Linked DNA regions of Homo sapiens: region 1 is linked to region 2. The links are chromatin loops, found by intact Hi-C in ENCODE. Cell type or tissue: heart left ventricle. All regions are shown on one strand. Links, peaks and the distances in the headings refer to the core of each region. The heading gives the core; the rest is flanking DNA.

Evidence for each region. Hi-C counts contacts between places; a loop is a spot of excess contacts. Peaks named below come from ENCODE experiments on the same cell type or tissue, not always from the same donor. Only the 100,000 strongest peaks of a DNase experiment are listed, where the experiment ranks them.
Region 1: it touches region 2 in a loop (3-fold over the local background); 9 of 110 quality-filtered maps call a loop at or near these places.

Annotation. Positions count from the first base shown.
Region 1 is chr15:46,083,303-46,099,327 of GRCh38, forward strand. It overlaps the pseudogene LOC100419366. Among named protein-coding and RNA genes, the nearest start is that of SQOR, 460 kb to the left of the region's middle. RefSeq lists a silencer at 11,609-11,903. In heart left ventricle, for the core only: a CTCF peak has its summit at 8,737 (motif pointing right); no DNase peak of the experiment used is centred there; H3K27ac peaks cover 561 bases.
Region 2 is chr15:45,707,877-45,723,901 of GRCh38, forward strand. The region is part of intron 1 of LOC105370802 (a long non-coding RNA gene); the gene reads left to right. LOC124900365 (small nucleolar RNA SNORD71) reads left to right here and starts at 2,939; the gene lies at 2,939-2,997. RefSeq lists an enhancer at 7,035-7,329. In heart left ventricle, for the core only: CTCF peaks have their summits at 6,827 and 7,847 (motif pointing right); a DNase peak (open chromatin) is centred at 6,825.

The sequences.
Region 1 (16,025 bases), core at 4,450-12,449, 380 kb after region 2:
GAATAAAGTGTTAGCGATGCAATACTTGTTCCTTTCTTCAATTTTATCAGTTTGCAAAATTCATGAGGTTAATAAGTATTAAAAATCTCATTACTCTACCATATCAAATAGGGATGTAGCTCCAGGGTGTAATAAACTAGTTCTATTGTTGAAACTCCATCAAAAAGCAAGACTGCACTTACACAGCATTATAAACTCGCCCATATCTCTCTGCATTCAACTTAATGTAATGAAAAATATTACATATGGGGTTTCTGAAAGCTCACAATTCAAATCCTGAAACTCATTGACTTCGAGTATAAAGTTATAGCAAGTGGCTATTAGATTTTCAAAAGAGATTCACTGTCAGCAAAATGCTATTGGTTTAGCTATAGATATACTAGGAGGTTATGCCAATAGCCATATTTGCCTTTTTAAAAAAAAAAAATGTGTGACTATGCCAAAGCAATACTAGTTTCCAGTAATTTACATGGTGTAACAATTACCCCTCCTTCCTGCAGGGGATATAAAGCAATATTGATAGGGTATAATAGCTGTTCACCCGCTTTCAGAAAGAAGATTCCCTGGCATCTACCTATATTGATTCCACTAACTCCCCTTCCTGTAATTTTCTGCCTCAGACCCTCTCGGCTCACTCCAGGAACCCACATCACTCTTAGCTAGCTGTCAACCACACTACTGGCTGTCTCAAATGTCACTGTTTCAATAAATAAGATGAATTACGATTAGAGATTCGTTTTGGGGTTCTTAACTGGAAAAGAAAACTGGGGAAAATCCTACATATAAATTTGAGTCACCTTAATAGAATATGAAATATTTGTTCATCAGGTTTGAGTTAGAAAAGACAAGCATAGAGGATATATTGCTTCCCTACAAACGTCTTTTTGACTCCTAAGGAACTCCTAGTTTTTGGGGAGCAGGTAGGGGTTCATCTATGATTTTGGGGAGGTTAGGCTCTTACCCAGCTGATAAATTATGATTTATAGGGAAACACTGGTCTTTTCTTTCAGAAGGAGAAGCCATCCTCAGCAAAGCCTTAGGAGCAATAGGTCTTTTGCTCCTTCCCCATTCCTCTGTCTGGAACTCAAATGGGATGCTTGGAGACCAAACTGAAAAGCTTGTGGACAAAATCCAACATTTTAAAGATGGATGAGTAAAATTCCTGGGTCATAACATCAATGTTGACCTAAGCTCTAGAATTTTTATTGTGTGAGAAAAATAAAACTCTATTTTAAAATTCACCTCCACATTGGATTTTCTTGTAGCAGGAAGCATTTCTAGGGAATATAGTAGCTGACAGGCATTCGCAGTCTTAGGCCACAATTTATTCTCCATTACCAGCATGTGTTTTTAGAACTGGAATCCAGTGCTTTCTACCATGGCTGAATGTGAGCAGACAGCAACTGAACTTTGTCTAAACCTGCATCTATACTATTTTTATTTCTCAGGCTCTCAGAGGGTCTGCATTCATAAGATGTATATGAAGAAACTGATATATACTTCATTAAAAAGGAAAGGCTACTCCTTAAGGTGGCTTCACAGGCTTGTTGGGGCTCATAGGATAAGAAGAGATGATATACTCATGCTTACAGGTTGCACTAGTCTGTGCATTATTATACTATGTTGCTTACTTGAGAAGCTCAGGCATTTGTGTTCTTCCTGGTTCTCTACATTGCCCACTTTGTTCTTGTTTCATTCTGATTCATGTACCTTATATCTAGTCACCTTTCCTAAGTGTAACAGGTATGAATTTCACAGGCCACAACAAATTGAAAACATGCAGTCATATATGTGTGTGTGTGTGTGTGTGTGTGTTTAGAACTGAACTTACCTTATTGAGTCCCCATTAGGTATGAATATAAAATATTCTAAACACTTCAAATCATTGAATAAGTTGATCATTTCAGGCTTAAACCAGGATTAATCCAGGATTTTTATCTTCTTTCTACTCCTGCTCCCTGACGCTTCTTACACTGATGACCAGGGTACTAAGAAAACTTTTAAAACCTAGCAGTGCTTGGAGACATCAGATGAAGTTGTGCCTGGCTTGCTCTATAGTACTCCTCTGCCTCCTATATCTTTGTCCTGGACAAGTGCAATGCTGTCCTTACTGGTCTTTCAACACTGTTTTTACTGTGTTGTATACATTGGTTTACTATTCAAACACTACAGAAAGATAGAAAATTGAATTTCAAGACTTCCCCAGCTCCAGTCCTACTACCAAGAGGCAATAATGTAATACTGATTTTATGTTTGCATCATAACTTTAAAGCTGCTAAGTCAAGAAATAAAAGAGTATTTAGACAATGTATTGTCTCTGCTGGAAAAAATGAAGAATTTACTAAATTTACCCAACCTCTTACCTCTTCTACCAAATCTGTTAATTATAGTTACAGAAAAGATTGTAAATGTCAAAACTTGATTTAAAAATAAATTATAACTAAGTCTTCCATGCTTTGGTTTATAGATTCAACCCATAGATAATGAATGACATTTATCATATTATGCAAATGTTCTTTTAAAACCAATTAATATGAATGGATTCTTACAGAAGCAGACAATCTTAGATTATTGAAACATTGTTGCTTCAAAGGAGAATTTTCCAAGTGTTAAGGTCTAATATAGCCTATTAATTTTCTTCTGCCTAACTTTTCTGGGTACTCATAACGATCTTCTTCTTCTATGATGCTTTGTGCCTGGGGGTGGAATGTTTCCCCCTGTTGTTTAAATCCAGAGAATACTGCATGCCCCACCCCGTGCATTTTCCCCCTTATATCCCATTCATATTTTGAGGAAAGTACAATAACGGGGATTGTTCATAAAATATCTCATTGAGTGTGCCTGCTTCTTATTAGTACCTTAACTTTTAAATCTGTACACAGCCAGACTACATAGAGAGTAGAAGGATAATTACCATAAGGCTGGGAAGGGTAGCGGAGGGTGGGGTGGGGGGAAGGTAGGAATATAAATGGGCACAAAAAATAGAAAGAATGAATAAGAACTACTGTTTCATAGCACAATAGGGTGACTATAGTCAATAATAACTGAATTGAACATTTTAGAATAACTTAGAGTTTAATTGGATTGTTTGTAACTCAATAAATGTTTGAAGGGATATACACACATACACATACACACACACACACACACACACACAGCCAAACTGTCACTCACATGTGAAGGTATCATCAGTCCAAAAATTTCACTCAGAACTTCAGTGCACTGAATGGAAAGACAGCAACAAGACAAGACACAATGGACAAACATTGTTGCTAAAAATCTGACACCAAGTAGGATTATTACTTATAAAGAAATTTCTTCCTGAAAGTTGGTATAATTTAGATATCCAAATAAGATAAAGTTTTCGTTGTGTTTAGGTATAAGTCAAATTTTGTTCTTCCTACTCAGTACTTGGGGGATCCTTTCAATCAAAATGTCTGAAATTAAATTAATACAGCATTAATCTAAGTAATACATTTGTGGAGTTAAAAAGTCAAGTAGTGCTAAAAGATTCAAGAAAAAAAACAATGATCTTTTTCTCTACCTGGTCTCTCCCACTTTATTAGTGCACCCTAGAGGGAACCACTTCCAACTCTTGGCATTGCATCTGAAATTCACCTCCGTGTGGGTAAATAATATGTGTTTTATTTCTTGATTTATTAGTTAGGATATTACATCCTATTGTGGATGTTGATGAATTAGTCCAACTGCCTATCCCTGACATTAGTCTATACAATCTTGTAACTTTCTCAAGATCATTATCATACATTTTTTGTCAAATTCAGTTGGCATTTACAGTATGACTACAGAAATACTCCTCTCTGCTGAGCCAGGTAGTATACTATAATTACGATTCTCTTATTGTTCAATATTTAGTTTTCCATGTATCTATTTTCTAAAAAGTTCAAATGAGCTGTCAAATACCAACTGTTTTTTCTAAATCAAAAATTGAGATCTAGTGTGCTTTTTATTTCCTAGATAACTTCCCCCTTGCAGCCTTCTATTCTCTAGCACTGTCAGGATTGATTATTCTCTGGGCATGACTTATTACTCATCTGAGACTTCATTTCTCTGCTCTCCAATGTTCAAGCTCCTCTTTCCTGAATCAAAAGCTCCTCTTTTCATTCAGGAAAGCTCCTCTTTCCTGAATAACAACAATCTTACTGTTGTTATTGTCATCATTGTTTACAACCTTGGTTTGATGGAATGCATCCTTCATTAGTACCTGAGACAAAGTGCATGAAAGGTATATTTTAGTTCCAGGTCTGAAAATGTCTTTTTCAACCTGGATTCCTCTGCCTATGCAAACCACCAATCAAGTGTGAGGGTAGACCACCATTTTTTTGGGTCAGAATTTTGACGATATTTTGCTATTGCCTTCATATATCTAGTGTTGATGTTAAGAGTTCCAAAGACATTCTGATTCTCATTTCTTTTTTTTGTGACTTACTTCTCCCCTCTGGAAAATTTTAGGGTCTTATATAGTCTCTGTTGTTTAGTAACATAAATTTGAGTCTTTTGTAGTTTTAGGCTTTTACATGATTTTAAAGGGTAGCTGATTATGTTCGTTTTTCCTTACTAAGATTAAAGACTGACATCTTCAGAATAGAATATCAGTTTTAATGCACAAAAGAATGAACCTATGTATACAGTCAATACCACACTCATATTCAAACAAACATGTTGGTTCAACCCCATATTTACAAGTTTATCCCACAAGTTTATATGTACAAACTTGTGATGTCTTAAAGCACGAGTGTACAATGTATTCCATATGTAGTATTAAAATGAATGCACTGTTATTTTTCTGTAAAAATGGAAAAAAGGGTCTATCATACTCAATTCCAAACAACCAAAAAGGCAAGTGAAAACATTTTAATGTAATTAATAATGTCTATATAGGATATACAAATGTATATGTATAGGAGACTGCTTTATCATTGAATACTTATTATATTGTAAGCTTTATGAGGAAGGAGTTTGTTTCTAGCTAAATTTTAGAATGTTATATATATGATTTAACACATAAAATATATTTACATATAGATGCATGTAAATATGTGTATATATAAATATATAAATGTGTATATATTTATATTTACACACATGTATATATGTGTATATATGTGTATATAAATTACATATATACATATGTGTTATAAAGCAAATGTATATACTACATAGATACATATAATGTGTAATATATTTATATACATATGTGTGTAAATATAAACAAGTTATATATTTATATATAAACATACAACATATATAAAATATATGTAAATATATAAATTATTATATAACCATAAATATATATATATTTATTACTGCTGGGTTACTACTGCAAGAACATTTCCTGCTAATGGCATCCACCCAACTTTGAGAAGTACTCTCATTCCTTATACTTCTACAAGTACTTTTTTCCAACTTCTCACATTCTTGCGACTTACTCAGAATAGAGCGTAAGCTTACACATTCACTAACATCCTTATCTTTTTCTAATTCTTTTTAGGCATTATTTTCTTATAAATGATTTTTAATTCTATAAAATGAGAGGACACAGATTTATATCAGAAGAGATAAGGCCAAGGGAAATACTATGTTTTCAGAGGCATGATTAGCTCCTTTAATACTTTTGTTATTTGCTCAGAAAGTGACAGAAACATAATCCTGAATGGAATGTCTACTGCAGCTCTCATGAATGACTTGGTGGTGCATATAGTCTTCGGTATCTGGGGAATACAAGTACATAGAGGAAACATGACTAATTTAGTTTCCTGCCTCAGGAAAATCAAAGTTATGGGTAAACACTTGGCTCCTGTAGACAAAAGTTAGTAAAACAATGGCTTCTATTCTACAGATTTATTTGACTTAACAATTTTCTTGCCTGTAGAGTTAAGAATTGAGACAAAACCTTACCTAGTTGCCAAAGAAAATTCCCAGGGCATAATCTGATCTCAACATAAGGCTTTTGTCACAGGAAAAGAGACACAAAAAATGACAAATGCAGGTACAGTCTGGATGGAACACAGCATGCCTTTCTTGAAATGGAAAGGACATCTGCTTGTTGCCTATTTGTATATGCTTCCCATTCACTTTAATGCTTAGAGAATAAAACAGATTGGGGATCTTGGGAAACAGGGTTCAAACTATAAGAATCCCTACTGGCTGTCCTGTAGAGAGTTAATAGCTAATGTGGATAGAGGCAGTGACCAGCCTCCATTTCATCTTCCTATTGTCTGCTAGAGCAGCATGTAATCTATTTCAGGCATCTGCAACTGGAGGGAAAACATGCCAATTATTTTTATTGATCTAAAGCCTTCACAGGTGGGACACCTTGCCAGGGTGGCATATGGAAATTTAGATAAGGAAATGATTGCAGAGACACGAAAAGGGCTTTGCTATTCGGAAGGAATGTGTAGGCCTTAAAAAAAATGAACAGACACTTGGTATTCCAGAGCTTAAGAGCACCAAAGATGAATTATGCAGTCGCAGCAATGGAAATTGATTACTAAGCCTTCGATGAGTCACATGCCTTAGGAATTAAGTACCCCAATCTATTATTGTCAGTATCCTGATGGGTCAACCAGGCTGTGAATGGGAATTTGCATTAAATTGATTTGAGTGTTTTTTCTTGAACTAACATCACTCAATCAAGGGACACATTCAGACAGAGCTAGATAAGTCTGACTGAATTTGATTTGGAAAAGCAGAGTAGCAAGGAATTAGCAGGCAGAATTTAAAAATGCCATAAATCTGGCATTGCAAACTGGGCTGGGAAAAGCAGGTGACCAATCTCTGTGCCACAAACAGTGTATAAAATCAAAGCAAATTTGTTTCTCATCTCCGTAGCATGTTGACATAGTCATGGATTGCAAAAATCATCAGGTAACACAGAGGGCTGCTTCCATAAGATCTGATCCAGAAACAATGAAGTATTTGCCATCTATTCAGGGCCAAGAGTCTATATTTCTAGCATACATTTGCTGTGCAATGATCTTTTGACCCCAGGAAAGTCACTTACTTTACATGTAAAGAAGCTTTATGTGAAGAGGGTAAGTAAACTAGATGACCTCAGATCCACTCAGGTTTAACACTGTGTGATGATGTGGGTCCAAAAATATCAAGTGACAAATTTCACTTAGACATTTGATGTTCTTTGCAGTTTAGATGCCGGGATCCACAAGGAGCTTTAGTTGTAATGTGTACCCTGTCATGACACATAAGTGATGGTTTAGGGAGGGCATAAATCCCCAGGGGCTATGGTGGGTTGGGAAGTTTTGAGATGGATTTTGAAAGACACTGATTGAGGCATTGATGCTCAAAATGATTTGGATTCATTAACAAATTGTGAATAAAGTAAGTTCTTTTTTATGTACTATTAACCATTCACCTACATATGCTAATAAGGATTCAGTTATTTTCTTAGAATGGTAGGGAAAGGGCATTAAACACTTACAGGATAGTCATTTACAGTAAGAGTAAAATGTGAATTCTCAGAGAACCTACATCATCTTTACATTTTAGCTTGATCTAGAAAACACATGTAACTTTGACGTATTGTAGTGTTGTTCTTAGTTGGTTGAAGAATACTTAGAATGATCATAACTCACTAATGTTCACCTGTACTAACCACTAAGCTAAAAATTTGGTAACATGAGGTTACTGGTTTACTGATCAGGCAGGACTTGGGGGAGTAGTAGATGTCCTGTTATCAGTGTCTAGAGTCTCTTTCATTTCCATTCTGTCTGTTCCTAGGATTGTCATGGTAACATTGTCATGGAATCCTTACTGTTGATCACTGCCTGGCAGAAGTCTGACAAGTATTAGAATATAGGCTGTATTGCTCCATTCCCCTTTTATGGCTCCCTCTGCTATTGCAAAATATAGAAATCACTGACAATGAATGTGTCTTTAATCATGCTGTAACTTAGTATTCATAGAACATACATCTTTAGATGTTTAGGTTATATATTTGCTTGGTTTAAAATACAGGAAATGTTTCTTAAAGATCAATACCTTAAAAATTACTTTATCCCTTGAAATTTGCTCTTAAGCAGAAGTTGGTAAACTTTTGGAGACAAATCATTTGCACAAGAAATCTCATCTTCTGAATATGTTACCATTTGAAGCTATAGCACTCAATATTTTTTCCTCATGGCAAATTAGGGTTGTTCAGTCAAACTCCATTCAGGTTGAAGCACAGGTTCTATTGAATCCTTGTTTGAACTAGAAATCTAGCTATTAAAGTCCACAACAGTACACTAAAGATAAAATTACTGTGTTATAATACCCTAGTGAATGTATGGAGTGTATTGAAGCCCAAATGACAAAGTTAGATAGAAATCACGCAAAAGAAGTTGAGAATCCATTTTCAAGTATGTAAAAGTGTAGTCAGGAAGTGATTTTCAAATAGTATGAAATGTGTATATCATCCTTGTCTATTAAACCTATAGAAAGAGCCTGGGGAAATAAATGTAGAGATAACACTATTTGTATTACTTCCAGTACCAAGGGGAGATGATCTTAGACTCAATATTCAGTAGGTCTTCAGACATGTTTAGGATGCCCCAGGAATGTGCAGATCTGCGTTGGAAGGGTAGAAACGGGAATGAAAGCAAATGGTAAGGATCCATGGAACGAAATATGGGGTGGAGATAGCAGCGTTTCCACCAAACTTCTATCGAAATTGGTAGAAATTAGTCTGGAAAAGTATTTGATTAACATTTCCTCAGCCACTAGGGGGCCTCAGTTGAATGTGTGTTGTTTATCTCCTGGCCCTTCTTCCTCAAGCTGCGCTGCCTCCCCATTCTGATCCTAGAAAGATAAATTGCTGGTCAGTGTTTATACAGATGTCATGGTCCCAGTTGCCAGTTGCATCTATAGTGACCTTCAAAGAGAGGAGACAGAAATAAGCGAGAACGTAGGCTCACTTTTGTGGTTCACCCTACTTAAGAGGGACTGTATTTCTGAATAACAAAATCCTACAGGTGACCGGGCGCGGTGGCTCATGCCTATAATCCCAGCACTTTGGGAGGCTGAGGCGGCGGGGGGGTGGGGGAGAAATCACCTGAGGTCGGGGGTTCGAGACCAGCCTGACCAACATGGAGAAACCCTGTCTCTACTAAAAACACAAAAAATTAGCCGGGCGTGGTGGCGCATGCCTATAATCCCAGCTACTCGGGAGGCTGAGGCAGGAGAATCGCTCCCGGGAGGCGGAAGTTGCCTTGAGCCGACATTGAGCCATTGCACTCCAGCCTGGGCAACAACAGCGAAACTCCGTCTCAAAAATAAATAAAAAATCCTACTGGCTGCTTTTACGTATGAGGTGCGGTGTTGTGGAAAGTCATAATTTTTCAAATAAATCCATGTTTATACTTTAACCATTAAGTCATGGAAAATAATGATAGCCAGGAACCAATCTAAAATTCAGCAAAAAGAAGTCAATACAATATTATGTTCTAGGTTCTAGAATGTATGGAAACCATATCAAGCAACAATTTAAGTCTGGGGTAACTATTAAACTCTTCAGAGACTTTCCCCTGGAGTGACTGAGGCCATGATTACCATGCCCTTCTCTGGCTAGGGTTGTAGGAATTTTTCCATTTATAGTGATAATTGGGCAACTCAGTTCCAAGAAGTACCCAAGTCGGCCACCTGTGTAAAAGCAGTCCTAACTCCTCCTCATGATCAGGGTCAAGTTCCTCTACCAAGATTGTGACTTTTTTCTTACTTTCTAATTCCTGGATACAAGTAGGCCAAAGTGCCCTTGAGCCAACTATAGCTTACCATTCAATGAGATACTTGCTATGTTTTGCATGAAAGTGTTAGCACTTTGGGCATCAGAACCTTTCCCTGCAGCAACTTTGCACTGTCCCCTTCCTGAAGACGAAATATTGTGTTTGATTTACCCCTTTGGCTATTGGTGGGGCAGTTTTAGAAGCTTCCACGTAGCCTGTAGGATTAAAGATTTCACAGGGGAAAGCAGCAACCCTAATATAGAAGTTTCACCAATTGTCAAACATGCTAAGTTCAATTATGTATCCTGGAAGTATGGAGATGATCACCATATAGGTCTGCAGATCAAGCTGACCCATTGTAAAGTGGACATTAGCCATTTATTATCTGGCCCTTATGTGCTTCAACTCTAACAGAGGGCCATCATACTGCTTTGGGCTTCCAGGTTTCATTGTCAATTCATACCCATTTTCAAACAATCCTTAAAATGTTTGGGAATTCTCTTTTTCCTCAATGTTTAGTTTCCTTGAGTAAATGGCCAAAAGACCCTTTGGGGAAAATAATCAAATATTACCATGTATAGTACCTAAGACTTTGTAGGAATCTTCATAATACAGACTGGGTCTGAAAACTGGTTCACATCTAGAAATTGCATAATGAATTATGACTTTTTAATGGGGTGCCCTCCCTCAGACTCCTTGACATCCATCATTTATTTCCTTTGTTGGTACAAGTTGAGTAGTATCCTTGTTGGCTGCCCGCCTGTTTTGCTCCTAGGGTGGTTGCTATGTTCCATCAACCATCAACACAGTTTTTTGTGAGTTAGGTCCCTTTGATTGCCACTCCAGTCTTTCCACTCACCATGATAATTGTGGCCTTTTGGCTTGGCTTCTATGTTTTGGGGTCTTATCCCCTTTACCATAACTAAGCCAAGTTCCGTAACAACATTTCCAAACATCATGCCTGATGTATAGTGTAAAGCTGCTGTTTCACATCTTAATGAGGCTGGTGCCCTTCTCAATAGCATTTTTTTTTTCTGGTATTAGTAAATGGTGTCTGCCATGAGCTTTCTTCTGGAGTATATCACCTGGCAGGTCTTCAAGTGAATATAGTATAGCCATTCTACCATGCTGCCTTTCCTAAGTATTTTAATCCATTCTTCAACCATCTTCCATGTAAAAGCTAGGATTTTGCTTCTCCAGCATAGGCCATTTTTTCTCTGTATTTCTAGGAGTCATGGTAGTAACAAGTTCATACTATTTCCTGGAATTCTTGCTAAGATGTTAAACTGTGTATCTCTCCCATGTCAATATATTTCTTACCCAATTTTAACTCCCTGGAGATGGAGTGAAGAGTTTATTGACTTGGGGGTATTCTGGCCCCCTTAAACCAGCACTGTTATAATTCAGCCTCATGTGTATGCCCTTGATTTCTGCCCATGCATTCTGGCTATACTTTGCAGGTCCTTTGTGGCATAGTCTCTTTCTTCCCTCTTCAACCAAGTATATCCTTGGGCTATGCTGTCAGCTTTGACAACTGACTGCCATCTTGTTCTAGAGGCTGTCTTTGTGTTCCATCTACTGCCAGTGATGGGGTCCTCATTGTGAGCCAGGCAGCCAGCAGTGCTTTAGCTCCAAAGCCCCATCTTATCACCCACTCTCTGACTGTTCTCAATACCAACTCTCTTAGTTTTGGTTTTCTGAAAGGAAACACTGAGATGAAGTTTGGGGTATGTTATATTTATTAGGAATCAATACCTGTGAAAGAAAAGTGAAGGAGGCATGATTGGGCAGAGGAAGAAATAAAAATGAGAGGCAGGCCCAACAGAGCTTTAGCTAACCTTGCAGAGAGCTCTGGTGCAACGACTGCACATCAGAGTTGCATAAGTCAGGAAGGAATTGCCTCTTTTATATTTCTTTACTGAATTTCCAGGTGTGAGCTCTCTGGGGAAGAGAATGACCTTGGGCAAGGCAGCTCTTTGCGGGCAAGGCAGCTCTTTGCAGCCAAGGCAGACTTTGAAGGAGCTGACAGCCAAAGGCTGTTTGCATTATCTATTGTGATTGGTAGACATGGGAAAACTCCCTCCTTCTCCCTGCTTCAAGGAAGGACTTCCTGCCAGGTTGCAGTCAGGAAACTGTACTTTTTGTGCCAGCATTTACTTTTGAGAAGTTAATGGCAGGGGTCGCATGGTAAAGGGAAGTGTTGAAGAGGAAGGGATTTTCTTTCTAGATATGGTATGGTGGGGTACTATCTCTAATTTTAGTGAAATTAACTTTAGTTCTGGCTTGACTGCACCCTAGTTCTACAACTTTTTCCAAGACAATTTCTCTTTCTCCATTAATGGTCGAAGGAGTGAGTACAAAAATGCTGGTCGGATCAGCTCAGAAACCATCTTGCAAATGCTGTCAGGTTACTTCACATGAAGTGCTCTATGAGAAATGAAAACTGTCAGCCTGTGCTTGGGAATCCATACGTTTCATTGTCAATACTTTTTCAGCTCTGAAGTTTCATAGAAAGGAAAGAAGTTGCTTTCCATTCCTCTCTTATACTTTCTCAAATTCTGACACCTAGAACCCTATATGTAGTGGTTTTCTCTTGATGTTTTTGCAATTTGTCAGGGCCCGAAGCCAAGCAGCTTTCTTTGGTGACCATCAGTTCTAGAATTACAACTTTCTGGGGTATATAAATAAGTACTTGTAGCTTGGTGTGGGAAGTCTTGGTATTTTTACATGGAAACATATCTCATGGAAGCAAATCTTTGCATAAGCTTGTTGAAAATAGTTTAAACACATTTTCTCTATGGTTTTCCAGATGGTTTTCTTGGTCACAGTGATTTTTTGTTTTTTTTTTTTTTGCAGAGAAGAATCCTATATTTATGATTATCTATATAGTAAATCTATAAAAATATGGACTAAACAGTATACTTGGCTTTTGTAAAAATACATCAATGTTCTCATACTGTGTATCTTCTGGCACTTACTTCCTCCTGCCTACTTTCTCCCATTTAGTTTTTAAAGAGCTACCTTATCCATGTTTATATACCTATCATATGTATATTTGTGTGTATATAAATATGTATGTAAATATACACATAGGTGTGTCACACAAACATATCTACTGAGAAATTGATTATAGCCCAATTTATCAATTTTTTAAAATTGACATCCAGGTGGATTCCTATTTTTCACTATTGTACATTTTACTGTGATAAATGTCATATATATTCTTGTACAGACACCCATAAGATTCTCTGGAAAGTGTTTCTAGAAGCAAAAATACATGTATTCCATGATCCAGAAGCAAATTTTGAGAAAGCAATTTGGCAATATGTCCTAAAAGGCTGTGCCAATTTATAGTCCTATTAGTAGTTTGGTAACAAATCTGAAAATTACAACTCTCAGTTTTGTCAATCTGATGTCTCTCTATATCCCAAGGTAAATTTATTTTGTATTACTTCGATCAATACTTGGATTGAAGGTCTTTTATGCCCACTGGCCATTTTGATGTTTTCTTATTAATTTTTCTTGTCATTTCTGCCCAGTTTTCTACTGGTTGCCTTTTCTTATCAGTTTCTAGGAATTCTTTAATTACACGAATTTGATCCTTTAGTGTTCTTGTTCCAATTATGTTTCCCTTGATCTGTGGCTTGTATATTTTACATTTCACAGTAATTGCACGTATTACATAAAAAGCAAATAGTTTAAACACATTTCCTTAATTAACTTTGTTTGGTTTATCTAGGAAGCCCTTTCCTAGTGTGTGTTAATCAAGATATTTGCCTATGTTTTCTTTGTTTTTAATTTTTTTCAGACTTAGGCCTCCTGGAAAATTCTTTGAAAAAAAAAAAACTATTCAGTCCATCTCAATAATTGTTTTTATGATGGGAGGTAAGGATCTGAGATTTACTGAGTAGTTCTCCTCCATTAATTAGTGTTTCCATCTCTGTAGATACCATACATTTAAGCCTTTTTTGTGCTTTATGTTTGGTGCTATCGGTCTGGTTATCACCACTTCCAAGCCCCTTCTACTGCAGCATACACAGTCTATACTCAGACCATACCAGTTAAATTACTCTGGCTTTATTTTAAATCTTCTATGAGGTATGGCAAATGCCTTCCTTATTTTTTAAAAGTGAACACGCTATTTTAATTTGTTTATGTGAATTTTATAAGTAGCATGTTTAGTTCTATGAAAAATCCTCTTAGAACTAAATCGCATTTAATTTACTATTTATTTGTGGGAGAACATTGACCATCAGGTTTCATAGTAATGGATGAGAAGACTCAAAATCCTCTCTCCCTTTAAAGTTTTAATAAGGTTAACAAAAGAGCAATATAATTCTTCCCTTAAAATTCTTAGGAGCAAAGCTAATATTAAATCTTTTAGGTTTTTTTTTTGTTTTTTTTTTAGTATTTATTGATCATTCTTGGGTGTTTCTTGGAGAAGGGGGATTTGGCAGGGTCATAGGACAATAGTGGAGGGAAGGTCAGCAGATAAACATGTGAACAAAAGTCTCTGGTTTTCCTAGGCAGAGGGCCCTGCTGCCTTCCACAGTGTTTGTGTCCCTGGGTACTTGAGATTAGGGAGTGGTGATGACTCTTAAGGAGTATGCTGCCTTCAAGCATCTGTTTAACAAAGCACATCTTGCACTGCCCTTAATCCATTTAACCCTTAGTGGACACAGCACATGTTTCAGAGAGCATGGGGTTGGGGGTAAGGTTATAGATTAACAGCATCCCAAGGCAGAAGAATTTTTCTTAGTACAGAACAAAATGGAGTCTCCTATGTCTACTTCTTTCTACACAGACACAGTAACAATCTGATCTCTCTTTCTTTTCCCCACATTTCCCCCTTTTCTATTTGACAAAACCGCCATCGTCATCATGGCTCGTTCTCAATGAGCTATTGGGTACACCTCCCAGACGGGGTGGCGGCTGGGCAGAGGGGCTCCTCACTTCCCAGACAGGGCGGCCGGGCAGAGGCATCCCCCCACCTCCCGGACGGGGCGGCTGCCGGGCGGAGGGGCTCCTCACTTCTCAGGCGGGGCGGCCGGTCAGAGATGCTCCTCACCTCCCAGACGGGGTGGCGGCGGGGCAGAGGCACTCCTCAGTTCCCAGACGGGATCGCGGCCGGGCAGAGGCGCTCTTCACATCTCAGACGGGGCGGCGGGGCAGAGGCGCTCCCCACATCCCAGAGGATGGGCGGCCAGGCAGAGATCCTCCTCACTTCCTAGACAGGATGACGGCCGGGAAGAGGGGCTCCTCACTTCCCAGACTGGGCGGGCGGCCAGGCAGAGGGGCTCCTCACATCCCAGACGATGGGCGGCCAGGCAGAGACGCTCCTCACTTCCAAGACGGGGTGGCGGCTGGGCAGAGGCTGCAAACTCGGCACTTTGGGAGGCCAAGGCAGGCGGCTGGGAGGTGGAGGTTGTAGCGAGCCGAGATCATGCCACTGCACTCCAGCCTGGGCAACATTGAGCACTGAGTGAGTGAGACTCCGTCTGCAATCCCGGCACCTCGGGAGGCTGAGGCTGGCAGATCCCTCGTGGTCAGGAGCTGGAGACCAGCCAGGCCAGCACTGTGAAACCCCGTCTCCACCAAAAAATACGAAAACCAGTCAGGCGTGGTGGCACGCCTGCAATCCCAGGCACTCGGCAGGCTGAGGCAGGAGAATCAGGCAGGGAGGTTGCAGCGAGTGGAGATGGTGGCAGTACAGTCCAGCCTGGGCTTGGCATCAGAGGGAGACCGTGCAAAGGGAGACGAGGGAGAGGGAGAAGGGTATTTTTTTTATTCTCTTTTATTTTTCTACTTTATTTTTGCAAAAATATAGAAATATTTGATTTTAATAAAGTTTAGAGACAAACCTGTAGAACTCATAGGAGTTATTGGTTCTTTGTGGTAATTATAACATTTGCAATCACTCATCTTGTTTCTTTATTCTTTCTTTTTTTTTTAACCATGCCATAAATTATTATTTTAGCTATTTGAGGGAGTGGAGAATAAGAAAAAGAGCCATGTCCTTATAATACCAAAACAATTTGGTAGCTCAAAAAGCTCTGTTAAATTGGTTGTAAAATAGCTGTTTGTCTAATATATTTACTAAGATTGAATTATTAGATCTGGAATCCAGGCAGGTAATTAGATCATGATATCAAAATTCTACCCGAATTATTTCCTTACCAAGGAGGACAGCAGTGGCATGCAGGATGTCTGCAGCATGGTGGAGTTATGGTAGACTTTGGACAAGTGGTAGTTGGCTTCAATGACTTGGAGCTAGGCCTGAAGAGG
Region 2 (16,025 bases), core at 2,700-10,699:
CACAGCAGAGGAGTCGCTCAACAACCGGGTGGACAAGACGACTCGTCTGGTAGACGCCTGCCAGCCTCTGCCCTTGGTCACTCCAGTGCTCATGTTACCAGAAAGGGGTCCTGATCTAGATCCCAAGACAGGGTTCTTGGATCTCACACAAGAAATAATTCGAGGCTAATCCATAAAGTGAAAGCAAGTTTATTAGGAAAGTAAAGGAATAAAGAATGGCTACTCCATAGGTGGAGCAGCCTGAGGGCTGCTGGTTGGCTATTTTTATGGTTATTTCTTGATTATATGCTAAACTAGGGGCAGGTTATTCATGAGTTTTCCAAGAAAGAGGTGGGCAATTCCCAGAACTGAGGGTTCCTCCTCTTTTTAGACCATATGGGTTAACTTCCTGACGTTGCCATGGCATCTGTAAACTGTCATGGCACTGGTGGGAGTGTCTTTTAGCATGCTAATGCATTATAATTAGTGAATAATGAGCAGTGAGGTCACTTTTGTTGCCATCTTGTTTTTAGTGGGTTTTGACCAGCTTCTCTACTGCAACCTGTTGTATCAGCAAGGTCTTAATGACCTGTACCTTGTGTGGACCTCCTATCTCATCCTGTGACTTAGAATGCCTAACCTCCTGGGAATGCAGCCCAGTAGGTCTCAGCCTTATTTTACCCAGCCCCTATTCAAGATGGAGTTGCTCTGGCTCAAACACCTCTGATGCTCACTCCACGGGCCCATGGCTGGAAGAGTTACGGTAGTAGGGATAGAGGCTCTGTAGAGGGCCAACAGCAAGGGCCCCCTCTGACCAAAGCTGATCCAGTTACTGCCACTGCTGAATACCCGACCTGTTGATGGCAGAGAACGAAGATGACCCCTTGGTATGGTCCTACTTCTTGGAGAGTCTAGCTAGACATTTGCTGGCAAGTTGATTCCATCAGGCCTTTCTCACCCTGCAGGGGACAGTGATTGATTCTTTTTTGGAGTTGATTCCATCAGATACCATCAGTTTGCCCTTCCTATGTCTTTGCTGGTATCATCCAAGGGTTCACAGAGTACCTGATTACTGACATGGGGTTCCATGTAACAGCTTTTCAGATGAGAGCCCATTTCACAGTGGAGAAAGTGTGATACTAGCACCCAGCACAGGGTTCTCTGGACCCACCACGCACCACATGGCCTGGCAGCCTAAAGGAGGATGCAATGGCCAGTGGGCCTTTGTCCCCTCAGCTGGAATCAGCTTGTGGTAGATGTCCCTTAGATAGAGCCCCCAGAGACATCCAGGGACTCTGAATGCAGGTATTTCCATAGAGAACAGGAGGCCAGAGGAAGCAGGAGTTCAGGCCTGGTAGCATGTGTGCAGTGGGACACTAGATGTCTCAGAGCAGGAATCTGTATTTTTAAAGCCTCTTAAGGGATGACAGGTACTCTCCTAGGGTCGAGAACCACCGGGGGGGGGAAAGAGGATGAAACATGGAGGAGGAAGAGCTGGTTGTGAGTCCTGGTGCCATCACTTGCCCAAGGTGACCTCCCTTCGTCACAGGCTGAGGTGAGGATCACAGTTACTGGCTTACTCATTTATACTCTTTTCTCATTAGAACTGGGATCAACATATCAGCTAGGATCACCGTGTGTGAACCACTATTAAATGAGTTAATATACATAAGGTATATAAAACAGTGCCTCAATTGCACAAGAGCACTATAAAAGGATTAGCTATTTTTATGCAAGTGATTGTTACTGTTAACAGAGGTTGAGGCACAGAGGAAGTCACTGATGAGGCCCAAAAATGCCTAATTCTTCCTGTCCATTGGCTCCTTGAGAACCCAGCAGCAGGCAGCAGGCAGCAGGATGACCATTTCTTGCTTTCTTTTTTCTCTCCACTTTTTATTTGGAAATAACTTCAAACTTACAAAAATTGCAAACATAAAATAGTGCAAGGAGCATTTATATACCTTTTACTCAGATTCACGCATTGGAATGTTTTACTCCCATTTGCTTTATTGTTCACGTTCTATTTTTTTCTTTGAGATGGAGTTTCGCTGTTTTTGCCCAGGCTGGAGTGCAATGGCGCGATCTCGGCTCACTGCAACCTCCGCCTCCCAGGTTCAAGCGATTCTCCTGCCTCAGCCTCCCTAGTAGCTGGGATTACAGGCGCCTGCCACCACGCCCGGCTAATTTTTTGTATTTTTAGTAGAGATGAGGTTTCACCATGTCGGTCTGGATGGTCTCGATCTGTTGACCTCGTGATCTGCCCACCTCAGCCTCCCGAAGTGCTGGGATTACAGGCGTGAGCTACTGCACCCGGCCCTATTGTTCATGTTCTTTATCTTTCTTCCTATCTCTCTAAATTTGTGGAATATATATACATACATATTTATATATAGATACAGATGTATATCCATATATAAATATTTATTTATTTATACTATCGTATATTATATATGCATTCCCATTTTTTTTTGGAATTAAAGGTGAGTGACATCATGGCCTTTAATCCTCAATACTACATTATACCAAATACTAAATTATAATACCAGGAGTACTAAATACTACACAAAGGATGATCTCTTATATAACCACAGCACAGTTGTCAGCCTCACACATTTACACTGATACAATATGTTATCTAATCTACTGTTCATATGCCAATTTTATCAGTTGGTCTAATGATGTTTTTTTCCAGCATTTTTCCCTCCAGCACAGAATCCCCTGTAGGGTCAGGCTGCATTTAGTTGTCCTGTTTCTTCAGCTTTCCTTCATCTGGAACATTTCCACAGCCTTTCTTTGTCTTTTATAACCTTGACATTATTGAGGGACACTTCCCTTCCCCCTGTTGTTTTAATAGGACGTTCCTCATGTTACATCTGTCTGGTGTTCCCTTGCAAGCAAGGTTGTGTGTTCTTGGCCGCCATGGGTCCTGTTGTGCAGGGCCACCATTCCTAATAAGGCAAGAGTGCTGGTGGCTGATGAGCCCAGGGCTGCTCTTGCTCACTTTGCTGACAGCACTCGACGGGGAGTCAGCAAAGCCAGAAGTGCAAATAAAGCCATAAGCTTCAGGAAATCTTGGGTGTCATTCCATGTAAACAATAGGACTGGACGAATGGAAAACTAGGCAGCTGGAAGCACTGTCAGAAATTCAAGCCAGTAAAACCAGGCAGAGCAATGTCATTCCACGATTACAGCCAGCTGCATATTTCAGTGCTAAAATGTTTGATTTCTGAACAATGACACTCACTAGTTATAAAATAGATGGGATTGGTTTATGCATATTTTATCTCTGAAGTTGCTACTGTCATATCCATTTTACAAGTAAGGAAACTGAGGCTTGGGGGGCAACTACAGTAATGCCACATGGCAAGCATTGGCGCTAAAGCTAGAATCCAAGTTTTGGTCTAAATGCCCTATGCTATCTCCATGAAAGCAGTGCTTTGCATGAGAAGTCCTCAAGTTTTAGTTTGAGGGAGGTGGGCTGTAAATCAATGTGAAGCCATTGATAAACACTGATTATCTACAAATGTTACTAACTTCCTGGCCTTTTTTCTTTTCTTTGCTTTTCTTTTTCTTTTTTTCTTTTTTTTTTGAGAAAGAGTTTTGCTCTTGTTGCCCAGGCTGGAGTGCAATGGTGTGATCTCAGCTCACCGCAACCTCTGCCTCCCGGGTTCAAGCGATTCTCCTGCCTTAGCCTCCTGAGTAGCTGGGATTACAGGCATGCGCCACTACGCCCGGCTAATTTTGTATTTTTAGTAGAGACGGGGTTTCTCCATGTTGGTCAGGCTGGTCTTGAACTCCTGACCTCAAGTGATCCACCTGCCTCGGCTTCCCAAAGTGCTGAGATTACAGGCGTGAGCCACCATGCCTGGCCCCTGCTTTTTTCTTTAATCTTCGCTCTTGACAAATCATAGTGAAATGTCTTGGGTTCATTGTCTTGGGAAGTCTGAGGTCTAGGGCCCCCTTTTGATGGAGGTGGAAGGCATTTACATGGTGAGAGGGCCAGTGGATACCATCTCAGGTCTCTCTTGCTCTTCTTACAGAGCCACTAGTCCTACTGAATTAGGGCCTCATCCTTATGATCTCATTTAAGTTTAGTTACCGCCTAAAAACCTATGTCTAGATATAATCCCACTGGGAATTATATTTTCAACACATAAACTTCTGGGGACACATTCAAACCATAGCATGACTTTTGATTTTGAAGGCTGACCTGGGTCTGTCCGATGTGTCCTCATGGCCAGACTCAAGCCGTGCACTCCTGGAAGACTTCCAGAAAATTATGCTGTGCTCTTCCTGATGCAGAATGTAGATTCTTCCCTTGGTGTTACCTTGACCACTTTGTCAAGTTGGTTTCTGTCATATTTCTCCTCCAAAAAGCCACTGTTTTTTCCATTGTGATTAATGAGTATTTTGTAGGGAGATATTCTGGCATTGTACCAATATCCTGTTCCTCACTGAACCTTTACCCACCATCCTTAGCAATTATTGACATCTTCCTCTATCATGGTTGCCACATCATAGAATAAGATCTATAATCTCCCATTTCTGTCATCCTATCTACTTTTATTAGTTGGCATTCACTGTAAGGAAGGGCTTTCCCTTCTCACCCACTTGTTTATTTATATCTTTAAGGCCTCATAGATTCTCATTTTATCCAATGGATTGTAAATCATCACTATCATTATTTATTTCAAAGGTCAAATTTTCCAAATTTGGCCAGTGAAACTCCCTTCAGGCTGGCTCCCAAGTCCTTTTGACACGTCTGTATCAATCTTTGAATACTTCTTTACTTTCTGAAACAAGATATTCCAAACCCACCTTATACTTCGTACTTATTTATTTAATTATTTATACGCTAAGGTCTCATTGATTCCCATTTTATTGAATGGCTGTAACCCATCACTATCATTATCTATTTTAAAGTAACTGCTATTTTACCTCTAGTCTCATTTCCCTAAAATTCATCCAATATTTGCACCAGATTAATCTTCTAAAAGCATAGCTACTGTCCTTATTTTTTGACCATGCTGGCATCTTTGAAGAAGCAGGAAAAAACCCAAGCTTCTCATCCAGCATTCAAGACGCTCCCCACTCTGTCCCCATTTGCCCTGGCCATCAAGTTTCCCAAGACTCTCTGATGTGTTTCTCCGTGGATGTTATGAGCACCTCCTCATCCTCTCATCCTCCCTCCCTCCCTCCCTTCTTTTTTCTCTCCTCCCTCCCTCCCTCCCTCCCCTCCCTCCCTCCCTCCCTTCCTTCCTTCCTTTTCCTTTCTTCCTCCCTCCCTTCCTTTTCCTTCCCTCCTTCCTTCCTTTTCCTTCCTTCCTTCCTTCCCTCCTTCCTTCCTTTTCCTTCCTTCCTTCCTTTTCCTTCCTCCCTCCCTTCCTTCCTTTTCCTTCCTCCCTCCCTCCCTTCCTCCCTCCCTTCCTTCCTTCCCTCCTTCCTTCTTTCCTTCCTTTTCCTTCCTTCCTTCCTTCTTTCCTCCCTCCCTCCCTCCATCCCTCCATCCCTCCCTTCCTCCCTTCCTCCTTTCCTCCTTTCCATACTTATCTAGAAGCTGCAATGTGTCAGGCACTGAACTAGGCACTGAGGACAGAGCAGTGAATGAAATGAAGTTCTTGCTGTCATGGAGCTTGTCCTGGAAAGAGACAGTAATCACACAAATACATATGCATCAGGTAATAGTAAATGTTGTGAGAAAGAATAAAGCAGAGTAAGGGGATAGAGTGAATGGTGCGTGATTGAGGGTGTGTCTATCTCTCTTTCTACCTGTGTGTGTGGATGCACAAGCGATATTTTACACAGGGCACATCTAGAACTTCCCTACCTTCACACCTCCTTCGCTCATATCATTCCTTCTATTTGGCATTTTCTTCCTTGTTGATACTTGAGCTTGAACTTCAAGAAATAAGGTTTTCCAGTCCTCATGACGTCTTCTCTGATTGCCCCAGACCCAGTGATCCTTCTCTGAACAACAACAAAAAGCAAGTAGAAAACATGGGTCTGTATATACAGCATGTTATATTGAAGTGATAAAGTTATACTGCGAAGCATTATAATTTATATATATAATAAATTATATATATTATAATTATATATAATATATATATCTATTCCTCTTTCTATCTTATCTCTGTAGCACATAGTAGATGCTTGATCAGTTTGAATTAAAACATAAATAAAAGGACCCGTGAAGATGAGAGAGATGGGAAATATGGCGGACTTTTAGAAGTTAGTGAAAAGATTGTGACTTTTTCTAGAACCTTTGGCTATGATCTCACGCCACTGCAGCATCTGCAAGTTTGAGGATTCTAGAGCTAGGGTTTTATTTTCTAATTTCATAGATGGCAGATGACTGAATGACAGTTTCACATCATATTTTCATGTCAACTGCTCTTGATGGTTATTTCTGATTGATTTGACACCCTGGTGAATTCCTGCAGCAGATCTTTTTTGAAGTTTATTTTTTATTTTATATTTTAAGTTCCTAGGGTACATATACAGGCTGTACAGGTTTGTTACATAGGTAAACATGTGCCATGATGATTTTCCCTGCAGCAGATCTTGGAAAAAAAGAATTGCCATGTTAGAATTCAATGATGTTAGCCTGAAACAAGCAAGAAAGCAGACAGGCATATAACCAATCAACGCAGCCTCCTCCCTGCTATCGCACGTTCTTTTCTTTTTTTTTTTTTCATCCCCAAATAAACATAATACCTGTGACGTTTAAAGTCTAGGTCAGATACTGTCTGCCTGATGTAGCAATTCTCTCAGGCTGTATCTGCGATACCAGTGCGGCCGGTGAAGAGGGCGATGGTGAATTGCACCAATAATGCTGTAGGTGGCGCTGTGTACTTGATGCATGTGGCCAGCGTGTCTCGAAGATTTCTTTGGAGAACGGATGGCGTCTGGCATCGTTTTAGTTAAACGTGATCTGTCGGTTTAGTTTCTGTGGAGCAAGTCTGAGAAACAGATTAGCCAATTTCTGACCCTAAATGGAAGGTCAGACGTTCTGTGCTCAAATGTAGCATTCGCCGTACCCTGCATGATATCTCGGGCTGGGCATTGGAATGATGCTCATAGGCTGTGAAAATGACCCTAAGGTGTTTCTTCCGAGACTTTGCCGGGGCGTCTTGTCTGGGTTTTGTACTTGGAAGCAGAAACTACATTAGAGTCACATTCTAGGCCTCTGGAGGTTAGGGGGAGGTTGAGTTGAACATGACTCATCAGCTATCTTTAAGCAGCAAGGCCGTTTGGTGCTTTAACTGATGTAGCTCAATTTTTCAATCCAATATTGCCCTTTAAAGTGGGCCCCTGGTTGAATGAAGTCTTTATTGCCCTCATCCCATTCCCAAGTTTTTGGAGCTCTTTCTTTGTTAAAAACCTTTATGACCATTCAGGAAAATTGGCCTAGCGGCTCTGATTGTGTACTGCAGATCACCTAATAGGAGAAAATTGGGTGCTGACTATATCATTTGTCAGCCAAACTGCAGGATCTCGAATTCCTTAATTAAACTTGCAGGTTTCAGGTTTTAAAAAATGAATTCGTGTCTTCGTGTCTTATTTTTACAGATTTTGAACATGTAGAATTGAGAGAATTGAAGAGCACCTAAGAACTATGGACTAGATGACCTCCTAGTATATTACAATGCTAATTCCCTAAACACATTTACTAAAGGCATATCTGACTTCAGGTGTCTCTTATATATTCTTATATTTAAGAAAATATTCTCATGTATTTATATTGAAGGGAATGAGAGGATGCTTCCTATCACATTTCTCTGTGAAGTTATTAAAGATGAATTTGAATATTTTTACTTTTTTGTGTTGTTTTTAGATGACTTCCTCCTTTTACTTGTGACCAGTAGATGGCTCTATGGCTTTCCTTGAGTTAACAGGAGTTAGTTTGGTGCCTCTCAAAGTAGAAGGTTAGTTCAGTTTTGCCCTGGCCTGAGGGGAAATCTTGAGCTGTTTTTTCCAATCCCACAGGAGAGGAGGATGGCTGATGAAGGTTCTTTCCCTCCACCTAGAAAGATTTAAAGAGTACTGACCTGTCTTCGTCTGTTTTCTGTTGCTGTAACAGAGTACCATGAACCAGGTACCACCACCCTCCTACACCATCCCTACTCTCTGCCTCTGGATCTCTGAGAACCTTACGTTATGAGTGAATGTGTGTGGAGGGGGATTGTCCACTGGAGTCGTCAGATAATGACTAAGTCTGGGGGCTCACGTGGGCATCAGTCCTGTGGATGGTCACTGGGCAGTGTGCTGGCTACTGTTGATCAAAGGTCCTGCCCAGATGCCAGAGGGAAGGATGACTATTGTGACTCCTCAGCTCTGGCCATGTAGAACACTAATGGAGTCTGGAGTATCTGACTATCTGTAGCACTGACTCAGTTCTGTTTGTCTCCCTGGTGCTGGGGGTGACTGCTTAGAGGAGGTGGGGCGTGGGGGTGTATCTCTGGATGCTGTCTGTGTTTCTGTCCACATGGTCTCTCCAAATAAAGGCCCTTTGTGAATTGCCCTCATCACTTTTCTTTCATTGCTGTCATTCTAGGAGTGGGAACAACTGTGCCCAATCACATATATTCTTAAATCTTTTCACCATATTCTTGTGAGGTAAAAATTGCTAGTGCTCACTCATACCTGGTTCTCCTTTCCTCCCTGGCACAAGTGAAGTTGAAACTTACCAGCCCATCTTGTAGTTAGGTGGAGCCATGTGACCTGTTCTAGCCAATACAATTTGAATGGGAATAGTATTTCATATTTCCAGGCTGTTAGGGACTGAATTGTCTCACCCCATCCCCTCAACCCCATTGAAGCCCTAACTTCAATGGGATTGTATTTGGAGACAGTCTTTAAACAAGTAATTAAGGTTATAATGGTGAGGCCCTAATCCAATTGACTGGTGTCCTTATAAGAAAAGAAAGAAACAGTAGGGATCTGCACACTTCATGTGAGCATGCAGAGAGTAGGTGGCCATCGGCAAGCCACGGAGAGAAGCCTCCGGAGAAACCAAATCTCTCACACCTTGATCTCGGACTTCCAGCCTCCAGAGCTGTGAGAAATAAATTTCTGTTGTTTGAGCCACCCAGTCTACAGCATTTTATTATGGCAGCCCTAGCTGACTGATATACAGGCTGAGGAATTTAACAGTGAGTGTGAGTTCTCCATTCTCTCTTCCTCTCTTTATTGACCTTCAGGGGATCTGTATTCCAGATGATGTTGCTAAAAGCTAGAATGGGGAGGCCCAACCCAAATAACTTTTCTTGTGCCAATCCACTGATATTTCTGGTTCAGTTTTGCCGTAGTATAGCCCAGCATTCATCAGGCAGACCAACTCAACCTGTACCTCGCCTTTGAAAACAAAAGCTAAGCATGTGACCATTTGGCTCTGCAATTCCATGGGATGAATCCTCCTTCAGGCAATGGATGCCTCCTGTTTGGATGCATGAATGGGGTTGACTCACAACATAATTGAGAATATCAGGGTAAAAGAGTTGGTTAATTGATCGCAATATTATAGTGCTACAATTACATAGGGCCCCAAGCAATCTAAGCGGTTTCCTCTTAGTGTTCAAACAGCCCTCCAGATCTCAGAGACCTGATGAGATGCTTGAGGTGAAGGTCAAAGGCAAGGTGGGCCTCTGGCATTTCTCTCTTTAATAAGAACAAATCTACTTTTGTCTGTGTATGGTTTTGTGTGAGATTTAATTTAAACGAAGAGTTCTGTTGCTAAAGAAAATTTAAAAATCACTCTGGTGTTTCCATATTAAAAGAAATACAGATTTTATGAGTATATGAAGTTCTTGGAGCTTGAAGTTTAGTTTGATTCAGCCAGAGCTCTGTATTGATGGCTTCAAGATCATAAGCCTCAGTTCAGCTCAGTTCCTTGATCTAGTTGATCTGAAAAACTCTCTGACTCAAGGAAATAGATTTGCACAAAGTGCAAGAGTCATTGTAGGTCTTCATGTGTTAATGTTTTAAAAAGGTATTTATGAAAGACACCAATGGCATACGGTGATACAGCAGTAATAGTAAAACCATATCCTGAAAAGACACCTATGTGTTTCAAATGCTGCTACTCCCCATTCTGTGCAGACATGTCTAGATGATCACAGAATTTATTCCTGCAGAGCCCAGATATAGCCCTACAATTCTTCTCAGTACTCTGTTCTATGCAGCCCCTTCCCACTAATTCATGTTAACACATGAAATGAGACCCCATTTATCATCTTTATGCATAATTAATAATGATTTGGGGTTTGTTCATCTATGTCTTTGAATGCTGGGTTATAGAGCTGTGGTTGAGTTGGTCACTGAGTGATCAGTACTTCTTGAAGCCCATAATGCACATGATGACCATATGTTTAAAACTTAAATTAGGGATGTATTCTATCTTAAGATCCTAATGAGATTAATGTTTGAAATGAGAATGTATCAATCAGGACCCTGGCTTTATTTAGCTTTTTAGGTGGCTCCAGTTCTTTCTCAAGACCTCTCTCTTGATTTTAGCTACAATTTTTGTTTGTTTGTTTTGAGACAGGGTCTTGCTCTGTTGCCCAGGCTGGAGTTCAGTGGTGAGATCCATCTCAAAAAAAAAAAAAAAAAAAAAAAAAATATATATATATATATATATATATATATATATAATAAATAAAAAATAAAAAATATATATACACATAACACTATGAAGTAGAGTAAAATACAAGTAGGTTAGAAAATTGTAGCTGAAGGCTGGGTGTGGTGGCTCATGCCTGTAATCCAGCACTTTGGGAGGCCAAGGTGGGAGGATTGCTTGAGCCCAGGAGTTTGAGACCAGCCTGGGCAACATGACAAAACCTCATCTCTACAAAAAATGCAAAAATTAGCCAGGTGCAGTGGTGCACATCTGTAGTCCCAGCTACTTTGGAGGCTGAGGTGGGAGAGTCACCTAAGCCTGGGGAGGTTGAGGTTGCAGTAAGCCGTGGTTGTGCCACTGCACTCCAGCCTGGGCAACAGAGTGAGACCCTGTCTCAAAAAGCAAACAAACAAACAAGAAAATTGCAGTTGAGAGAAAGGTAGGATGAAGTGGGATGGGAGGTTAGGCACACACTGCCTGCCTTGTCCAAGGGAACTTGCCTGGGGCTTGGGCATACATTTGGCTTTAAGATGTTGATATTATATTATATTATTTTATTTTTTGAGGTAGAGTCTTGCTCTCTCACCCAGGCTGGAATGCAGTGGCGTGATCTCAGCTCACTACAATCTCCACCTCCTGGGCTTAAGCAATTCTCCTGCCTCAGCCTCCTGAGTAGCTGGGACTACAGGTGTGTACCACCACACCTGGCTGATTTTTTGTATTTTTAGTAGAGACGAGGTTTCACCATGTTGGCAAGGCTAGTCTCGAACTCCTGACATCTAGTGATCCGCCCACCTCAGCCTTCCAAAGTGCTGGGATTACCAGCGTGAGCCACCGTGCCCAGCCTTTAAGATGTTTAGTAGCCAACACAACAAGAGAAACATGAGCAGTTAATGCAAGAGAGAAGAACCCATGTCACTATTCCTATTCTTGGTGCCAAGTTCAGGATAATGTTGCTATCATGGGCCCTCAAAAACGTAACAAGCCTCGTCCTCAACAACCCTCACTGTTTGGTTTTCTAGGACTATTTCTTTTAATATGCTTTAGTGTAGGCTGAGGCTTGGGGCAGCCCCCCAATCCAAAAATATGTCCACAAACATGAATTTAAAACACATACGGGATAGTGTAAGATGTCAGGAAGCAATGCCCTTTAGTAAACATGTTGTGTCCACTGCCCCACCCCCATCACTGAGAATGTTGACCTTGGAGATGAGGGTGTCTCCAATCTCCTTAAAAGGGCTGAGGAATCTAGCAGTACATGACGTGTGGGACCACGGGGGCAGCAGTAAGGGAGAACACCCTGAAAGAGAAGCTTTACAATTTCTCCGTGAGGGAAATGAGATTTTTCTAACCTTACTCCTGCTAGTGATTTTTAAACCAAGTCATAAAATAAATACAAATGTAAGAGAAAAAAGAAAGGAGAGAAAAGCAAAATAACGAGGAAAGGGTAGAAGTTTAAGAGAATATTAAAAATAAAGCATTGATACTTGGTAAGAGAAAGGTAAAGGGAAAGGAGCAGGATAAATATTACAATCAGAGAATAAAAGCCCAGTGCAGATAAAAGGTTAAGACATAAAGCCACCGTGAGAGATACGATAAATAAGTTTTAAGATAAGAATACAGAAGAGTGAAATTATTAAAAGAAAATGAGAGGAGTGAAAAAATAAAGCTAAAATTAAATCCAAGTTAAAAAATTAAGACACTGTGAATAAAAGTTAAAAAGCAAAATAGAAATTAAGAATTAAAAAGTAATGACAAGATAATAAGTAAATTAGATTTAAGATAAAAGATGAAATAATATAAACCAACAAGGTAAAAGATTAAATACATCAAAGTGAAAGAGATAAAAGATTAAGAGGATAACAGACTAAACCCCATGGGGAGAAACAATAAAAACATAAAAGTAGATGGTTTTGAAGCTTAAGTACAAGATTAAGGAATTAAGAATGTTCTTTTGGGTGTTAATACTTTAACAAAGAGGATTAAGAGAAAAATATTTTAAAAAGAAAATAAAAGAAGCTTGAATTTAGAAAAATAGATAATAAATCAATCCAGATAAAGGAAAGGAGAATTTAAATTAGCACAAACCAAGACAACAAAATTTTCAGCAATAATCACACAGAAAAAAAGCTAAAAAAAACCCGAGTAGGAAACCCAGAATGTTTCCGTGGTAAACAAATACCCAACAACTTCAAAACCAGCATCTATTTATTACAAATTCCCAGCCTGGGCTTTGGTCCCCGCACTGGAGAGTCCCCTGTTGTATACTAGTGGCATTTATGGCAAGATGAAAGAGGCCAGGCATGCTGTGGGATGCCCTTACTTTTTCATAGAAGCTTGCAATCTCTGCTTTCACCACTTTCTTTTGCAGTAGTGAAAGGATGGTTGCTCTGTAACTCAACCAGCTGGGGTTGGGGGTTCTGGCACAAGCAGTTGCCAGCCCAAACTATGCAAACATCTTGGGCAAAAACCACATGGGAAAGTAATTTGTTCTTCAGAGAAGGAGGGAAAAGTTGGCAGGGAGATGGGGGATAGGTTTGGGGTTGAGGGTTGGTGAAGGTGGGGATGGAGAGAGATCAGAGTAGATCGAGGGAGGAATAAGAGGTAGCTCTTCTCAGTGAAATAGGAGTTGAGGTCATTTTCTGAGAGTGAGAGGGTGAGACCGAGGATGAGCAGAATGAAAATGACTGGGTGCAACTGAGGGGTGGTGAAGTGCCTTGCAACCCAACCCTTCACCCCTAGTTGGGACCCAGCTGTGATTAGACAGCCTGACTTTGTCTAATGTTACCAGGCAAAATCACACTTCAGTGCTGGTTCTCTTACAAAGTAGGGTCTCAGTGGGTGGAAAGCCAAGAGCAATTTGGATCCTGGGTTATTAGTAAAAGCAGAATTAAGTGGCGGTTGATCAGAAGTGGTTGATCTTGGGAACTAGCCAGGCCAGAGGGGACTGGTTGAGTGGAGAATGGGGCTGAATACTTGCTTCAAAACAGTCTCAGTAAGAGAGGGGACTGTGGCCCTAGGCAGAGGTAGCAGTTGGATGGGAGTTTCAGAGCTAGGGCTTACGCTTTGATGTTTTGGAGATAAAACAGGCTCATGCTCACACAATACATGAGGGTGTTTGAAGGCAAGGGAGACCATTGGGGGTGTTTCAAGACCATGAAGATATTCACATCTCTGAGGATGAAGGAAGGGTATATTGGCTACAATGATGGGAGCAAAGTTTGGAAAGTCCTGAAGAACATAGGGGAGAGGTCACATGGAATAATTGATTCAAGAGGATACAAGAGGAGGTGGTGAAGTAGACAAAGAAGGGAGAAATATGTGGATTTTTCCTTCTGGTTTCTCAAACTGGAGTGAGTAGGAGAAGCAGTGGTCTTCTTTGGATGGCATGGGAAGGGGGCAATGTAGGTTTCAGTTTAGGAGACGAAGTAGAAGGGGAGAGGAGGCAGGATCTGAGAGGCAGATGGACTCAAAGAATCTTTCTTCTGATAAGAGCATGGCTGAAGAGAAGAGAACGCTTGATTTAGCCTGGGGAGGGAGAGAGTAGAGTGGAATAGAGATAAAAGAAATCTAAAAAGAGAATGTGCAGAGTTATTTGAATCTACGATAGCAATTGTGGGTCACTGGGACAAACAGACAGGCCTTGATAGTGTGGTGGGGAGGGATAGAAGTGTGGGGAGTGTTGAGAAGAGTTTATTTACCATTGGACAGTTTAGTGTAGCTTATCACATTCCAAGTTTTGATATAAACACTAAGGATTCTACATACATTGCATATACTAATAATTTAAAGGCAGGGGTTTTTATTGCTTTTTGTCAGGGGGAAGGCGTGGGTGCTACTGGTAGAGGCCAGGAGGTGGGCCATTTAATAACCCCTTCCAAGTTATGGTGGTTTACAAATATAGTTGTGGCTGGGTGCAGTGGCTAACGCCTGTAATCCTAGCACTTTGGGAGGCCAAGGCAGGTGGATCACCTGAGGTTGGGAGTTCGAGACCAGCCTGACCAATGTGGAGAAACCCTATCTTTACTAAAAATACAAAATTAGCCAGGTGTGGTGATGCTTGCCTGTAATCCCAGCTACTCAGGAGGCTGAGGCAGGAGGATCGCTTGAACCCGGGGGGCAGAGGTTGCGGTGAGCCGAGATCATGCCATTTGCACTCCAGCCTGGGCAACAAGAGCCAAACTATCTCAAAAACGAAAACAAACAAACAACAACAACAAAAAAACCACACACACAAATATAGTTGCAACCTAAGATAAACAGTTCTTTGGTTTGAATATCGTTTGACCCTAGCAGAAGTCATGTTGTCTTGGTCCCCAGGGTAAGGGTGATGAGAGTTGGTGAGACCTTTAAGAGCTGTTTAGGTCATGAGGAATCTACCCTCATGAAAGGATTAATGCTATCTCATAGGAGTGAGTGAGTTTTGCTCTTGTGGGACTAGATTTGTTACTTCGAGAGTGGGTCATTATAAAGGGAGGCTGCTTCTCATGTTTGGTCTCTTTACACACTACCTCTTTCCCTTCTGTTTTCCACCATGAGTTGAAACAGCATGAGGTCCTCACCAGATGTGGCCACCAGATATTGGACTTTCCAGGCTCCAGAATCATGAGCCAATTAAACCTTTTTTCCTTATGAATTACCCAGTCTCAGATATTCTGTTATAGCAACAGAAAACAGACTAAGACAAACAGTGAAAATTAAGGAGTTAAGAGTAATTAGGAAGAGTACTGGTTTGAGACTCAGGACACCAAATAGGTTATTACAGATAGTTGGTTTGCTAATACTGCTGCCAAAGTACCTTTGATTCCCAGCATATTAGACAATAGATATAAAATATGCCTGTGTGCCTGAAAAAATTTTCAGGGGCAATAGCTGCTGGCAACTCTTCTGTAGGTAATTACAACACAAATTCTCACACATCTGCTTAGTGGATGGCCCATCAGTGATGCATAACAATGATGATTTGTTTCTGGTTGGATGTGTTAAATTGTCAGCTATCAAACATTTTATATGTGAGACTGCTGGGAGTGATGAGATTGCAAGAGCTTTTTCAAAGCATACCCTCCACAGGATATCTCAGCATCCTGTGCACCATCCAGCATCCATTTCCGTGAAGGATAAGGAATCTGGGCCATCAATTTGAATACCAATTAAATGGCTTAAAAATGTCCTGGCACATGTATTGATCCAGAATAACCTGGCTCCACCAAAAAAGCCTTTGGCTACGGTGGGAATTTAAATGCATTTGTTAACCAGGGCTCCAGGATGCCCTGGGAGTATGTGGGAAGGGGGCAAATGACCTCTTTTGACATTGGTCCCCTAAGGGAGGGGTTGAGAGAAACTTTTCTCCTTGAGAAGGAGCTGGAGGGAGTCTTTGAGAAAGTTGGACTAGATAAGTCTTTTTCTTTTTCTTTTTCTTTTAGTA